Linked DNA regions of Homo sapiens: all the other regions are linked to region 3. Evidence: chromatin loops called from intact Hi-C (ENCODE). Cell type or tissue: IMR-90. All regions are shown on one strand. Region 1 overlaps HDAC9 (histone deacetylase 9). Region 2 overlaps HDAC9 (histone deacetylase 9). Region 3 holds the start of LOC124901597 (a long non-coding RNA gene).

The links. Hi-C counts contacts between places; a loop is a spot of excess contacts. Peaks named below come from ENCODE experiments on the same cell type or tissue, not always from the same donor. Only the 100,000 strongest peaks of a DNase experiment are listed, where the experiment ranks them.
Region 1: a loop joins it to region 3, with 2.4 times the contacts of the local background. A loop is called at or near these places in 3 of 110 quality-filtered maps.
Region 2: it touches region 3 in a loop (2.7-fold over the local background); 4 of 110 quality-filtered maps call a loop at or near these places.

Annotation. Positions count from the first base shown.
Region 1 is chr7:18,893,627-18,898,626 of GRCh38, forward strand. The region is part of intron 22 of HDAC9 (histone deacetylase 9); the gene reads left to right. All of the region lies in intron 1 of HDAC9-AS1 (HDAC9 antisense RNA 1), which reads right to left. Among named protein-coding and RNA genes, the nearest start is that of HDAC9-AS1, 5.9 kb to the right of the region's middle. In IMR-90, no CTCF peak of the experiment used is centred here; a DNase peak (open chromatin) is centred at 1,945; H3K4me3 peaks cover 193 bases.
Region 2 is chr7:18,663,313-18,668,312 of GRCh38, forward strand. It overlaps HDAC9 (histone deacetylase 9), which reads left to right. Exons shown (of 26, transcript NM_178425.4): 12 at 2,901-3,164. Among named protein-coding and RNA genes, the nearest start is that of HDAC9, 170 kb to the left of the region's middle. In IMR-90, a CTCF peak has its summit at 3,002 (motif pointing left); DNase peaks (open chromatin) are centred at 2,989 and 4,339.
Region 3 is chr7:19,105,131-19,110,130 of GRCh38, forward strand. LOC124901597 (a long non-coding RNA gene) reads left to right here and starts at 1,798. Exons shown (of 3, transcript XR_007060241.1): 1 at 1,798-1,870. In IMR-90, no CTCF peak of the experiment used is centred here; a DNase peak (open chromatin) is centred at 2,441; H3K4me3 peaks cover 1,156 bases; H3K27ac peaks cover 958 bases.

The DNA of each region.
Region 1 (5,000 bases), 210 kb before region 3:
GAACATTTGCATCGTCACTGAAAGTTCTTTTGGGGAGCATTGTCTAGTGGTTAAAGCCTAAGCAAAATAAGTAAGCAAACATAGAGTACATTAGGAGTTCATGAATAAAATGAACGCAGGGAAAGGGTCAGATTTTGCTGGGACAAGGGAGGTTTGTGATTTTTAAAAGGGTGATCAGAAATGGCCTCACTTATAAATGATGTTTGCCTGAAGAGCTGAAGGTGATAAAGGAGCAAGCTGTGAAACTATCATAGGGAGGAACATTGTAGGCATGGGGAACAGAAAGGGCAATAGCCCTGAGGCAGGACCAAGCCCACAGTGCCAAAGGAAGAAGAAGGCAAGTATGAGATGTTCAAGAGAAAAGGGTGATAGAAGTGGGGAAAAGTAGTCATAGTTTGATTTATTTTAAAGGTGAGTGAACTGGATTTGCTGGCAGGCTGGATTGGGTATGAGAGAAGATCAGAAGGTGGGAATGGAGTAAAGGATGACTTCAGGGTTTTGGGTCTGGGCACCAGAGAGGAATGAGTGGCTCTGAACTGAAATGGGGAAAGATGTGGAAAAAGGTTTAAGCTGAGAGTTAAATTTAGTTGTTATCAGCATATAGACGCTATTTAAAGCCGTAAGCCCAGATGAGATCACCTAGGGAACAAGTGTAGGTAGAAAAGAGATGCAAAGACTGTTGCTTGGGACACTCTAACATTATGACATTGGAGCCATGAGGGGGAGCCATATGAAGCCTGATTGATTTTCACTGGCAGAGTGTGCTGTCCTGTAGCCCAATGGAGGCAAGCCGTTCAAAGAGGAGCACAAGCCATTAGCTCTATCAAATGTCCTTAAAGGGTCAAGTAAGATAAAAACTGACCACTAGATTCAGTAACATGCAGGCCACTTCTGACCTAGACAAGATAAGGAGTTTGATGAGTTAAAAGCCTGATTAGAGGAGAAATTGGAGGAGAGAAATTGTAGACTGCACATATAGACTGCTGCTCTTGAGGAATTTTATTCTAACGGGGAAGAGATCAATGGAGCAGTAGGTAGAGGGAGGAAAGGGTCTGATGAGTACTTGAAAAAATAATCTTAATAAAATGACAGCATATTTATGTGATGCTGGTCATCTTCTAGTAGAGAGGGAAAATTGATGCTGCTGTAAAAAGAAGAGAGAATTGCTATACAAATGTTCTTGAATTTGTGAAAGAATTGAGTTCTAGGACACAGGTAGAAGGCTTGGGCTTAGATACAGGAGAATTTATCCACAGGAGCAGTTGAAAAAGCAGAGTATGTGGGTCCAGATGCTGGCAGGTGATGGGTGTAATGGTGGGAGATATATGAAGTGTGCTTCTGACTTTTTTCTCAGTGAAACAGGAACAAAGGTAATCACTGAGAATTCGAATGGGCAAGAACATTTTGGAGGCTTGAAAACATGAGAGAAGGTATGGCATAATTATCTACAGGAGTGAAAAAGGGGATCTACTAGCGGAAAATAGCTTAGAACAACTTATGAGCCCATGTAAATTTCACATATAACTTTAAAGTGAGACCAGTCAGAATAACTATGTCAAATAACAATACCATTTCACCAGCCATATTCGATAGGGCTCAGGCCCCGCTAGGCAGAGAGCTGGATGTAACCAGGATTGAGTTAGAGTAAAAGAGACAAGTGATTATCTGATGTACTAAGGATTTTAAACTGGTTTAAAAGGAAAGTGAGACAATGTAGATTATAAGAGAAATGAAAAATTGGTAGGATCAATGGATTGTAGATCCTAGAAATACTGCAGTGTGGCAGTAAAGAGAGTAAATTGAAAAGCTAGAAGGTGATAATAAGAGAGGAGGATGCTTGGAATTGATAGTATGAAAGAGTTCTGATTTTTGTTAATCAAAAGGACGAGAGCATGATTACAAAAGTGAGTCACTAAATCCTATTCTAAAGATCAGCTCATGAAGTGAGTCACTTTAAATTCTTATTAGGTGAGTGTACTCCTCCTTTGAATATGAGTGTTATCTTTTTATGAAAGAAGAAAGTTTTGACTTGATACTTTCAGTTAATGCTGAGATTTAAAAATAAAAAACAGCAGGGCAGCATGTTTCCCTTAGCATCGAACAGCTCTCTTTGGCTGTCTATTCTCTTGTAAGGTTAGACAGTTGGAGTTCGCATTTGATCTGAGGCTTTAAGCTTCTTGTTATACTCAATTTCCAAGAGTTTCCTGTTTAGAGACTTGAAATGCAGCTTAGTAACAATAAGTCATTATTTAATCATGATTAACCACTTTTTAAATGGACATATTTCCAAAAGGGAGAGGTAGCAGTTTCTTAGGTGTGGATTTTGTATTCCTTGACTATACAAGCATAAAGAAAACATTTGTTTATTTGGATAATCAAGAAAATCTCAAAAAGGAGCAGCTGCAGTTTTCATTAATGCCGAAGGGAAACATCAAGAAGATACTTTTCCTAATGTACATTAAATTCCAAGTGTTATTTATGAAGGAAGAAACTATTTTATGAAATATGATCTGTTGACGTTTAAATGTAAATTTTATTTTCCATTAGAGTCTTATTTATGTTTCAAAAATGGACAAATATTTATATTTATGCTTAAGATAAAAATATAGAAATATTTCTGCTTACTAATTTGAAGATTTATTAGCATTTGATCATAAAAACATAGAAAAGAGACTAATCACTTTAAGAGCCAAGAAAAATATGTATATTTTTTCCAACTTTACAGTAACTTTTAAGAAACACTCAATTTGGTCAGGCAGGATTCATTCACCATTACCTTTAAAAGCACAAGGTAGAAACTTATCTTCATTAAGTGCCACTGAATGTCTGGCACCACATAACTAACCAGAGAATTCAGTAGCTTAGGGTCTATGGAATGCCTCAAGTTCAAAGGAAGAGAGACATCCTGTTTGGTGTTGTATTTCACTTATGCTGTTAAAACTGCCCAGACCCCATTAAGTGTTTTCTTTTTCATTCTTGGGCATGATCTTCTTTGTCCCTCATGAATAACACAAAGCTTAATAAAACTCCATGCCAGACTAAATAATTTTAACAATGTGTTATAAGATTTTATTTTTAGGTATAAAGGTCTTTCTTTTTGTGCAAAAGCCATTTTGTTAAAGATAGTGACATCGGGTCACACGCCACTCCTGTGGACCTGGCTTGTTAGAGAACTAGCAAGAACATTGTCTCAGACCCAATTCCTTCACACTGCAAATTCCACTGTTGAAACTTTTACTACAATGGGTATCTATGGAGAAATAGTGAAGGTAAATAAACTCTAAATTTTCCACTGAGGAAAATTCATTCTCAATTCCTGAGACCATAAACATGAACACAGAAAAATAAGGTGTTTTGAACTACTTCTGCATACAATGACATTGTAAAGGATTTAGCAATATGTATTCATTAAGTCTAGAGTATGCATATGCTCATTTTTTCTAGTTTAAAACCACAACCTATATCTTCCTTGAATTTCCTGAATATAATAAATTTTAAAAATAGAAAAAAAATTTAATTAAATTTGGGGAAAATAATGGCTGAAAAAATCTGGTCTGACTGAATTTTTCAGAAATAGCTTTACTGACATTTTTCTACATAATTATTTGTAACAGAGTGTGGTTAAGAAATGTGTACATCTGATTTAAAGATGACTTTTGAAGAAAAGGTAATAAAGCCTTTCAAATGATCGCTTATTGAATAATTCTCGAAAATCTAAACAAAGACTTGGAAGAATTTATGATTTGTCAAAACTCTAGGACTTTATAACTTTTTCCTTTGTTTTCTTAGAATATAGCTATAAGATAATAAATAAAAATAATGTGACTCCTAAAATGCAGTGTTACAATTTACTAAAAATTGTTTAAAGAATGCTATGCGGAGGTTTCTGATCCTTCCTGTTTGCTCTGCTACCTTTTTCTGCAGAATATCTAATAATCATATTTGTAGGTCATATCAATTCAACCATGTTTTACTGGAGAAGATCTTGCTAAACTGCTTGATTTGGCAACCTAAAAGGGTGAATAATGGGCTATAATTCTCTACATAATATTTTAAGAATTGGAGTCTACTTAAAGATTTTATTTGCTACTCATTATATGTGTAGAATGAGTATAATGAAGTTTTAAAAGTGGTTATAAAACAAATGTTATGTTTTCTCTATCTAATTGCTCTTTTAAAATATGGTTACTTAAAAAAAAAAAAAAAAATCCCTCCATTTCAGCTAAGGGTCTTTGCCACCAGGGAACCATGCATGGATCCAATGCTTTTAAATATCGTGTCCATGTGTGATCTTTCTAGACACAGTTTTTTACTGTCACTTTTAAAATGTTCCCTATAAGTCAATCTCTTCAGGAACAAATACATTTTTGTATATGCATGAATAGTAAAATATATTTCACACATTTCTTTAATCATCTCCTCTGGACCATAAAGTCATACATGGCAACTGACCTTGTAAAGCACCATTTTAGACATTTCTTGGTGGAATTATTTCTTAATGATTGAATCATTCATTGATTTATTTGTTTTGTTTTAAAACATTTATTGAGTTTTTAACATTGGGGAAGCATTCATAGTCTATTAAGACAGACACATACACAATTATGACAATATATTTGTAAAATAATATTCTATGGGAACATAGATGAAGAAGTACATCAGATTACCTGGTTGAGTAAAGACCTCACTGACAAGGTAACTTGTATATGGCATAAAAAGATGAGTGGTACACAGCCAAATGGAACAAATAGCTAAAAATTTTTTACATAAATATTTTAAAAATTCTAAAAGCATGTTATATTTTCAGAAAAATAATGAGTGGCCTCATGTTAATAGTGTTTGAGGTATGTGAAGGAGAGTAATTAAGAGAACATATTATTTCTGAAGGCGTTTCCTTTGACCACAAAATACTGTGAGTTTTATAAAGAAATATTGAGAGAGGCAGTATCTCATTTTATCTAAGTTACAAACTCAGAGAAAGGGTATGTACTCAGAGAAAG
Region 2 (5,000 bases), 440 kb before region 3:
CCAGGGATTAGGAAGGAGAAGAATCGCAACAGAAGAGTCTTTTTACTTGGTGGGTGATATTTGTGGCTTCCTCTTAGTTATTGAATATTTCCTGTAGTGTCAGACATCCAGAAGCTAGCTAGGTTCCAAGTCGCGCCCTCCCTCCCCCTCACCCCCCAGTAAGCAGGGACTTCCGACATAGCATTTCCTGGACACTGGCTCTCTGGCTAATCTTTCATCCGGTACTCAGTTCCTATTCCATGACCACACATCCCGTATAGTTCTTCTGCTATCCTCAAGAGGCCCTTATTGGCAGGATCCTTTGAACACCTCTCCGGGTATCTACTTGAATCCTTAGTGTCATTGGTCCACTAGCTCTACTGAGCAGGTTCCCAGTAACTTTTCAGCTGTGCTGTGTTAGTGAGAGGGAGAGTTTCTACAGCTCAGTGAGCATTTGTCCAGTCTTCTTACATTTGGTTTCTCTGATGGGCTCCTGCAGCCTCCTTCACCTGGCTTGTATCTTTTCTCAGATAAATCCCTTCTTCCCACAAGCTCCCCTCACCTGCTCTTATTTGTAGTCTGAGGTATGAGTAAGGGTTGCAGCACTGACTGATAGTCTCTGTCCCTCTCTCTCTCTGAATAATGAGCGGATGTTTGTTACCCAGTGTCCTTATTCCTGGCATCCCAGCCAAAACTAGGAATTTTTCTTTAATATCTTGCTCGTTTCTATGCTGTTGCATATTCTTTCTTAAACAGCCAATTAAATGGGTTCCTACAACTTTGTAGTCAAAATTTAGGACTATAATATGGTCTCTTTTCTCCAGAATCTCAGTAGTGTCCAAAGTACTATGTATTAAAGAAAAGAAGAGCTGATTAGTATTCAGAATTGGGACAAAAGTCCTGCAAATAGTTTCCTAAAATATACTTAAAGTCATCTAAACCATGAGTAAATGAATGTCCTCCTTCTCCCGACTGCCCAGTAACAATGGATGTTAGATGGTAGGCACAAAGGAAATTCATATTCAAATTTCTTCATTGTGATATGAGTTTTGATTGGTATATGTTTTCTTAGCTTGATCTTGTCTGACTTACTTTGGTGATATTTAGGTCTTATATGTGTTTTTCCTAAGTTATATTTTATTTCTCTAGATTCTTACTCTTCACCCAAATATATTATAAATTGTATCATCTACTTTAACATTATCTTTCGGCATGTTCCTCTGGTTCTCAAACTCCACTAGCCTTTTGGTGACTTAGATGCGCTGGTCTCCTTTTCCAATCCAAAGTCCCCACAGACTCTGCCTTCTACCAGAAATGCTCCCCACCCTTATTTCCGCCCCTGCTTCCCACCCCTCACACATGTAACTTACTCCTTTCCATCCTTCATTCTTTGTGTCTAAACCTAAATATAACACTTCCTCAGCTTAACTCCCTTAACAATCCCCATTTCCACTGCTATGCCAAGCAGTATGTGCTCTTATAACACCTTGTGTTTCTTTCTTCAAAGCATTTTGTCATACTTGAAAATAGGAATAAGTATTTGAAGCTTTCTAAGACATTCACTAAAAGCTCCATGAGGGCAGAGCAGTGGCTATTTTTCTAATGCTTAGCATGGTGTCTTGAACATAGTTGGCACTCAGTAAATATTTGTTGAACAAATGAATGAAAATTCCTAATAAATCTACCTACAGTGAAATCAAAGGACTTTGTTAGTGTGTTCAGGGCCATTTGAGGTTGCGTGGACTGCAGGAAAGTCTATAAGCCTAAAGAGGCTGAGGTGTCCATCTAAGTCTGAGTACTTAAGTATTCACATTTTAAAACATGTATTTTGTAATTATGTGTGAGTGGGAGGTAAGCATGAATTTGACAAAGAAAAATCTGCATTCATGTTTATGGTGGTAGTATTATAAGTGTGCTGCTAGTTACAATAATTGGCATGTTGCTTACATAGGCACTGACTTAGCAGAAAACTTAGCAACTCTTGAAAACACAGTTCAAGGTCTGCAGATGATTTGGTCCACAGGGCCACTGTGAAATAAAACAAATGACCAGTGTGAGACAAAATAATCTTGAGACTTTTTCCCCATTTATTGAGCTTTCATGTTATGATATTTTGCTATTGTTTAAGTTAGGCATATTGTCAGTTATCTTTTAAAATCATTAAGCAGTTAATTCATTGACTTCTGAAAACTAAGTTCAATCTAATTTATAAAATAAATAAAATGTCTAAATAATGATTTCCAAATTAAAAAATAATTTCCTGATTCTTTTCTAATATTTAATTTCCATTTGAGTCTGTTCATAAAACATCTTATTGTTAATTTTTTTTAAATCATACACCTCTTTAAAGTTCAGAATATCAAAATAAATATTTCTAGTTCTTACAAATATATATAAGAAGATGCTTTTTCATTTGACTGTCGTTTCTCTGTATAGGTACAAGAAAATTAGACAAAGACTATTAGCATTTGTGTTCTGGCTTTCATAGCGTTTAACATTCGTTGAAAAATGATATTGACAACATTTTTTATCACCCCCTTTATCTTTTGAGAAAAGTATTATTCCCAGGTTCAACTTTCAAAACATGTCCTTTTGAAAGTTTCAGGGTTTCCATGGATAGTTTATTTACCTTTTTCTACACCATGTTCTAACTGCATTAAAGAGTGATCCATTAAAAAGAAAAAACAATCCAACACTTAAAGACCTTATTCACTGCCTACTGGACCCATACAATATGGAATAATGGGACTACTTTAGATTTAGTATTACTGAGGAAACTTGTTGCCTACAAGTTCATTCTGAAATTTATGTTCAATGATTAGAAATCACAGTGTATGAGTTATTAGAAATCAAAGTGTAATTTGCTTCTCTGTTACCATGAAGAACTACTGAATTTTGAACCCCTGAACACTCTCTTCTAGCTGCTTTCGAAATCTATTGAACAACTGAAGCAACCAGGCAGTCACCTTGAGGAAGCAGAGGAAGAGCTTCAGGGGGACCAGGCGATGCAGGAAGACAGAGCGCCCTCTAGTGGCAACAGCACTAGGAGCGACAGCAGTGCTTGTGTGGATGACACACTGGGACAAGTTGGGGCTGTGAAGGTCAAGGAGGAACCAGTGGACAGTGATGAAGATGCTCAGATCCAGGAAATGGAATCTGGGGAGCAGGCTGCTTTTATGCAACAGGTAATAGGCAAAGATTTAGCTCCAGGATTTGTAATTAAAGTCATTATCTGAACATGAAATGCATTGCAGGTTTGGTAAATGGATATGATTTCCTATCAGTTTATATTTCTCTATGATTTGAGTTCAGTGTTTAAGGATTCTACCTAATGCAGATATATGTATATATCTATATAGAGGTCTTTCTATATACTGATCTCTATATAGATATCAATGTTTCATTGAAAATCCACTGGTAAGGAAATACCTGTTATACTAAAATTATGATACATAATATCTGAGCAGTTAATAGGCTTTAAATTTATCCCAAAGCCTGCTACACCAATTACTTCTAAAGAAAACAAATTCACTGTTATTTTGAGTTTATGTGTTGAGATCAGTGACTGCTGGATAGTCTCCCAGTCTGATCAATGAAGCATTCGATTAGTTTTTGATTTTTTGCAACATCTAGAATTTAATTTTCACATCACTGTACATAATGTATCATACTATAGTCTTGAACACTGTTAAAGGTAGTCTGCCCCTTCCTTCCTCTCTCTTTTTTTAGTTAAGTAGAAATGTTCTGGTCACCATGCCAGTAGTCCTAGGTTATTGTGTAGGTTGCAATTGAACATATTAGGAATACAGGTGGTTTTAAATATATAGATGCAAATTGCAGCACTACTTTAAATATTAGATTATGTCTCACATAGCACTGCTCATTTTACTTTTATTTTGTGTAATTTGATGACACTGTCTATCAAAAAAGAGCAAATGAAGCAGATGCAAATGTTAGTGAGAAGTAATGTGCAGCATTATGGTCCAATCAGATACAATATTGTGTCTACAATTGCAAAAAACACAGTAACAGGATGAATATTATCTGATATCAAGTCAAAATCAGTTTGAAAAGAAGGTGTATCATATTTTATATTGTCACTAGAATCTCTTAAGTATAATTCCATAATGACATGGGCATATACCGTAACATTCTGGCAAATAACAATTAGAAAAGATAGGTTTAACAAAAAAATTTACTTGTATATAATGCACCTTCAGGAGGACTATGTCCTTTGATGCTATAAAATACAAACAACTTTGAAGGCAACAGAAGACACTGTTTATTCAAGTCAGTTCTTTGTCAGGTTCCTGCTGTTCTCCTACAGAAAAGTGATTCTGTGAGGGTGAACAGGAAATGCCTTGTGGAAACAGGAAGTCCAAGTGATTCATGTACTGAGGAATGTAGGAAAAAAAATCTGAGGATAGTGCTTTACTCTTTCTGTTTTTAAAGGGCACTCTATGAATTGATTTATTGTCTAAGAAAATAACACCACAAGTAGGGAAATTGTTACGGAAGCTTTTCACTGGAACATTTCCTTCATATTCCCTTTTGATATGTTTACCTTGTTTTATAGGTTTACTTTTGTTAAGCTAGTTAAAGGTTCGTTGTATTAAGACCCCTTTAATATGGATAATCCAAATTGACCTAGAATCTTTGTGAGGTTTTTTCTATTAAAATATTTATATTTCTAAATCCGAGGTATTTCAAGGTGTAGTATCCTATTTCAAAGGAGATATAGCAGTTTTGCCAAATGTAGACATTGTTCAACTGTATGTTATTGGCACGTGTTGTTTACATTTTGCTGTGACATTTAAAAATATTTCTTTAAAAATGTTACTGCTAAAGATACATTATCCTTTTTTAAAAAGTCTCCATTCAAATTAAATTAACATAACTAGAAGTTAGAAAGTTTAAAAGTTTTCCACATAATGAAAGTCCTTCTGATAATTTGACAAATAGCTATAATAGGAACACTCCCTATCACCAACATATTTTGGTTAGTATATTCCTTCATATTA
Region 3 (5,000 bases):
CATCTCCCCATTCCACAATGAAATATTATTTGCTACTACAGATATCACAGTTTTATACAGAAAACAAGTGACAAAGATATAGAAGTTCAACACTAATTTCTCCTTACACAAAATACAGGTGACCCCTTTGGCCACCAACCTGTTGCTCAAGCTAGTTTTAGAAACCCTGTCAGGAAGAATAAAAATTTCTGTGGTTTCTGGAACATTTTGGGGGTATAAGGTCTTGACCAGCAAATATGAAAGTATATTGTAAGGTTTCCTCTTAATATCAATACTTAGTATCACATTTTGGGTCTTGTAAGTGCTCACATATGTTTCAGAAACAATTAAATTTTTTATTGACATTTTGGCCTGCCTCCTAAAGATGATATCCTTCAGCTGTTAAACATTTGATAGGTTTGAAGTTGGGAAAGTTTTTTTTATTTAATATTTTTATGCTCTTGAAGATGTACATACAGAAAAGGCAAGAGGTGACCTGAGTCTTTTGAAGTAGTAATCAAACTTTAGGAAAAAGGCAGAGACTTTCAAAAACCTTTCTGGGTGTCTTTTGAGAGAGAGGAGGGAATAATTAGTAGACCTTTGTCATATGATTAAGCTTATCAAATCAGGATCGGTTCTACACACACCAATAAGCTCTGATCTGGTTCCTTGTTTTGTAACATTATAAAGAATGAGGAAAACTTGTGCATTGGAAAATAAATTTGTTTAAAGGGTCTCGAATTAATTAATTTATTTCACCTGGGAAATCGCACTTATTTTTCAACTGGGAAGGCAAACGGCTGACCTTCAAGTTACTAACATCTACAGGACTTGAAAAGAGAAGGGAGTCTGTAACCTCATCAGAAAAGACTGAAACAGTCAGATACTGTTCCCCAAATATTACAGATTTCCTGTCTTATAGGATTCTAAGCAAATAACCAGAATATCACTCCGGGGTACACCTTCCTGTATAAGCAATGCCCTGGACTAGACCCTCCTAACAGCTGCTCTCCAAGTCTCCGCAGCCAATTCCTTCCTTAATTTGCCTTCACTTTGAGAAAGAAAAAAGAAAACAAAATCCCCCCATTCCCCGTTCCCAATCTATTACATTTCAAAGGAGGAGAAAGAACTGGAAAACCCCGTTTCCTTTGAGAAACGCGTCCGCGGCAGCTACTGAGGGTCTGCCCCACCTTTAGCTTCAGGTTGACAACTGCCTTCAGCGCGTTCTCAGCTCAGCTGGCCCTATGGGTCCCCTAAAATCGCCCGAGCGTCCGCCCTGTCTGACCTGCCCCCCTGCCGCGGCGCACATTTCAGCTTTTCAGCTTCACGGTGGAGCTCGCAGTAATTGAGTCGCGAGGGTTATTTTTCCTGGCCTCACCTCGCGGTCCTGAGCCTGCAGGGAGCTTTCGGAAAGACATCGCCCCCTCCCCCTGAGTCCCCGGCAGCTTCTGAACGCTGCGCGGGTCTCCGCCCCGCGGGAACCAGGATTGCGATCCGTTCCTCGGCGGCTAGAGGTTGAGGCCGGAGGCTGACACCACCAGGGACCCAACGGAGGGTTTATTCTGCCCAGCTTCACATCTGGGGGTCAAATCGCATTAAAGCCAAACCACCAACGGGGCAGGGAGCAGGTGGTTAACTGCACAAAATAAAGTTACAGAAAAAACCTCGTTTTGCAGGCGAGTGACTTAGTTTCCCTCTGTAGCTTTGCCGTCATAAAAAGCAAGTCCCTCCCCTCTCCTGAGCTGGAAGGCGGGGAAAGGTTATCAGCGGCTCCAGATGGACGCCCGTAGGCAGGGTCAGTTTAGGAAGACCGGCAGGCAGGCGTATTAGGCGCGCGGGCTCCCATCCTCATGGCTATGGGAAGCAAGTTTCCCTCATCCCTTCTTGGAAGGTAAGAGCTTTGACATCTGGAAGTGTCAGAAATGAGCCTTTTGCCATAAATCATCCTGAAAAGCATTCAAATCAGACAAGCGTCTAGAGACCCTTTAGACACTCCACCCCCAAAATCCTAGATCAAAGTGCAGTTCCTGGAACCATAAACACCTATTATATGCAAAATCCTACTTATCTGGAGGATGCCAAAACTGAGAGTAAAGTAAGGGGTAAGGGGCACTTTTCGCTGTAAATTTCCTATACAAATCTCAAAATTTTTCTTAGCATTGTCAACTACCTTCTTGGAGACAGGCTACAGCGCTTCTAAACCCAATACGCTTTTCTGGAGTCCTCGGAACAGCTGGCCGGGGCTTTTAGCACACGGGACGGGACCTTCGCCTTTGCCTGTTTTTTTTTCGACCAGGAGAAGCAGGTGCGAGAGTCTGGGGCTTAGGAGGTGGAAGGCGGGGAAAGAGAATCCACTAGGTCCTCGTGTAGAGAACAACAGTCGCTCCTTAGATATTACTCCAGGACGGAAACCTGATTGCAAACCGCTGTTCCTTCGAAACTTGCAAAACCCGGAACAGAAAACTCCCGCCCAGCCAATTTTAGCTCTCGCTGAACTCTCCCGCCTGCGTTACGTTTGCACAGCAACTCTTTGTAAATGTCCGAGTCCTCTCGGAGGAAAGATCGTTAGGGCGACGAGAACATTAAGAGGGGACCTGGAGGGCAGATATCCTCGATCCCAAGAGAGCAACTTTGTCGCCTCAGAAAACACGCCAACTTCCCTCCTGCTCTTTCCTTGGTCAACTCAGAATCAACCGATTGTATTGAAATCTCCTGAAATCCCGAACAGGGATTGGCCCAGTCGGCTTCTGAAACCGAGGCCGGGGAATGGCAGGAATGGGGGGCAGAGAGGATCGGAAAGAAGAGTCCTTCCCCCACAGACATTCCCAGCTGGGACACGAGCTCGCTCGCAGCGCGTTTATGGAAAGAGGGGGCGCTGGGAACCGCGCTGGCGGCGAGCAGACTCCAGGGTCGAGATTATTCGACACGTGTCTTTTATTCCTCACAATCCATTTCTTACGGGTGATTTATGAACGAATCTCTTTGATCAGGGACGGTTTTATCTGTCCACTGCTACAGATGACAGATGCGGCTGCTAAAATGCCTGGTCCCCGCTGCCTAAAAGGTTGCTCCCCCCCTTCCCAAATGCTGTTGCTTTTTCTCTGGCGGTCCCCACCCCCTGCTTCTTCGTTCTCCTTCCCTACCCCCAACCCCGTTTGCTGTCTTAGTTGCAATCCCTCTGGGTGGTTAAGTCAACAAAAAAGCGCAGAGCAGGGTCAGTAGGAAGCCAAGGCAGGCATACTTTGGGCACGCCATCCTCCTGATGCCACATTTGTTAGGGTCTTAAGAAGGCCCCTAGCCGGAGACCAGAAGAGCTTGCTCTTAAGGTGGGGGTTGCCTGCCTTCGGAAACTAGAAGATGAGGTCCTCACAGCCAAGTCCCATGGGCCTGGCTCTGCCCAGAAAAGGCTCGTGCTGGGGTAGGGAGCCAGTACACCGGGGGAAGCCTCAGCCTGCGGTTCTGTGCGGGCCGGGGCTCATCAGAACAACCACTTTGGCTTAATTGGGGAGGGAAGGAGGCAGCTGGAAAGGGGGAGAGGGGAGAGGATCACGTTACAGAGCCTCCTAGTCCCTAATAGGTAAAGGAAAGCGGAGTCTCTGAAGCGGTTATTAATAGTAGGGGTGTGTGTGTGTGTGTGTGTGTGTGTGTGTGTGTGTGTGTGTTAGTAGTATTTCATTAAAACCATATCCTGGAACAAAGAGTTGTTCTTTCATGTTTCTTTGCTTTGTTGTTACTCTGACAGGAGTTCTAAAAACAGGATTTTTCCAATCAAAGGATCCCTGGAGTTATCTGCCCCCTCCTAGCCTCCTTTCCCTCCACCAAACTGCTCTTGGTATCATTATCCCGCTATGGATTCTTTCTTATACTCTTGATTTAGCCAGAGGACATTTAATAGCTGATTGGATTAAATGTTGCAGACTCCAGCCTGGGCTATTTGAAAATCCGGGTCGTGGACTGTGCCTAACATCAGAGAAGGAAAACTGATCTATGAGATGTGTTTTAAGTTTCACGTAGTACGGCGGGGAGAGAAGGAAGAGGAAGAAGGGAGTCTCTAGGTTACAAAGTTAGAAGTTTCAAAAGGTGTGCGTTGATGAAGGGTAGGGAGAGAAGTCAGTGGCGGAATGAGGCAAAAGGCAACCTTAGCAAGAAGCTAATAGAAATTTCCTCCATCATAATGTGCAAACGAGATTTATAAGAACACTTTGTAAATATTGCTCTGGATGTCAGGATTCTTCCCCAGGAATGGAGTGCTGACTCCATTAGGGGTGCATCCACAGACCTCTCTGAAGGACTTGTTTGTCATTGCTAAATTTGTGGTAGGAAGATGGTTTCTGCTTCAAGTTTGCTTTCAATAATAGTAACAATTCTTTGATTGGTGTTAAGTTTCAGGAACAAAAGAAGAGAAATGTGGGCTGTTTTTGTCCAGTACTATGTTTAGAAAATGGAGGCATAGCAGTCCCAAAGGAGAGCTTCGCACAGCCAAATCTGGGTGTTGGGGTTTGACCGAGTATTTCTACAAGGACGGGAAAACCTAGAGAGGCAGGATCTGATGCTCCTCAGTGACCAGGACCTCTGTGAGCTACAACCAAATAATATGATATGCACCCAAAGGTAACAATAAATCAAGGCTAGGAATGACTGGATGGGTATTGAGATTAAATGCTATAGAGAGAAAGAGCCTGTTTATCTGGTCTGGAAATTTTAAAAATTGTCAATCCTTAAAGCTAATATGATCACTGACTATATTTCATTTCTGATTATGCCTGTAGGAAGCCCAAAAAGGAATAAGATAAACCCTCACAGTAAAATTGGATTTAATATTGTGGAAGAAAATACCCTGACTTTTAAATTTTGTTTAAAGTAGAGAGCTATATGGGTGGCTATATAATAACATAAGCCAGATATAATGTCAATTTAACAGAGATTTAGGGATAGTGTTGCATCTAAAAGAAGAGCCACAGCACAGTTCATTGAATATATCGTCTTAATATATGGGTAACAAATATTTAAAACCTTATTGT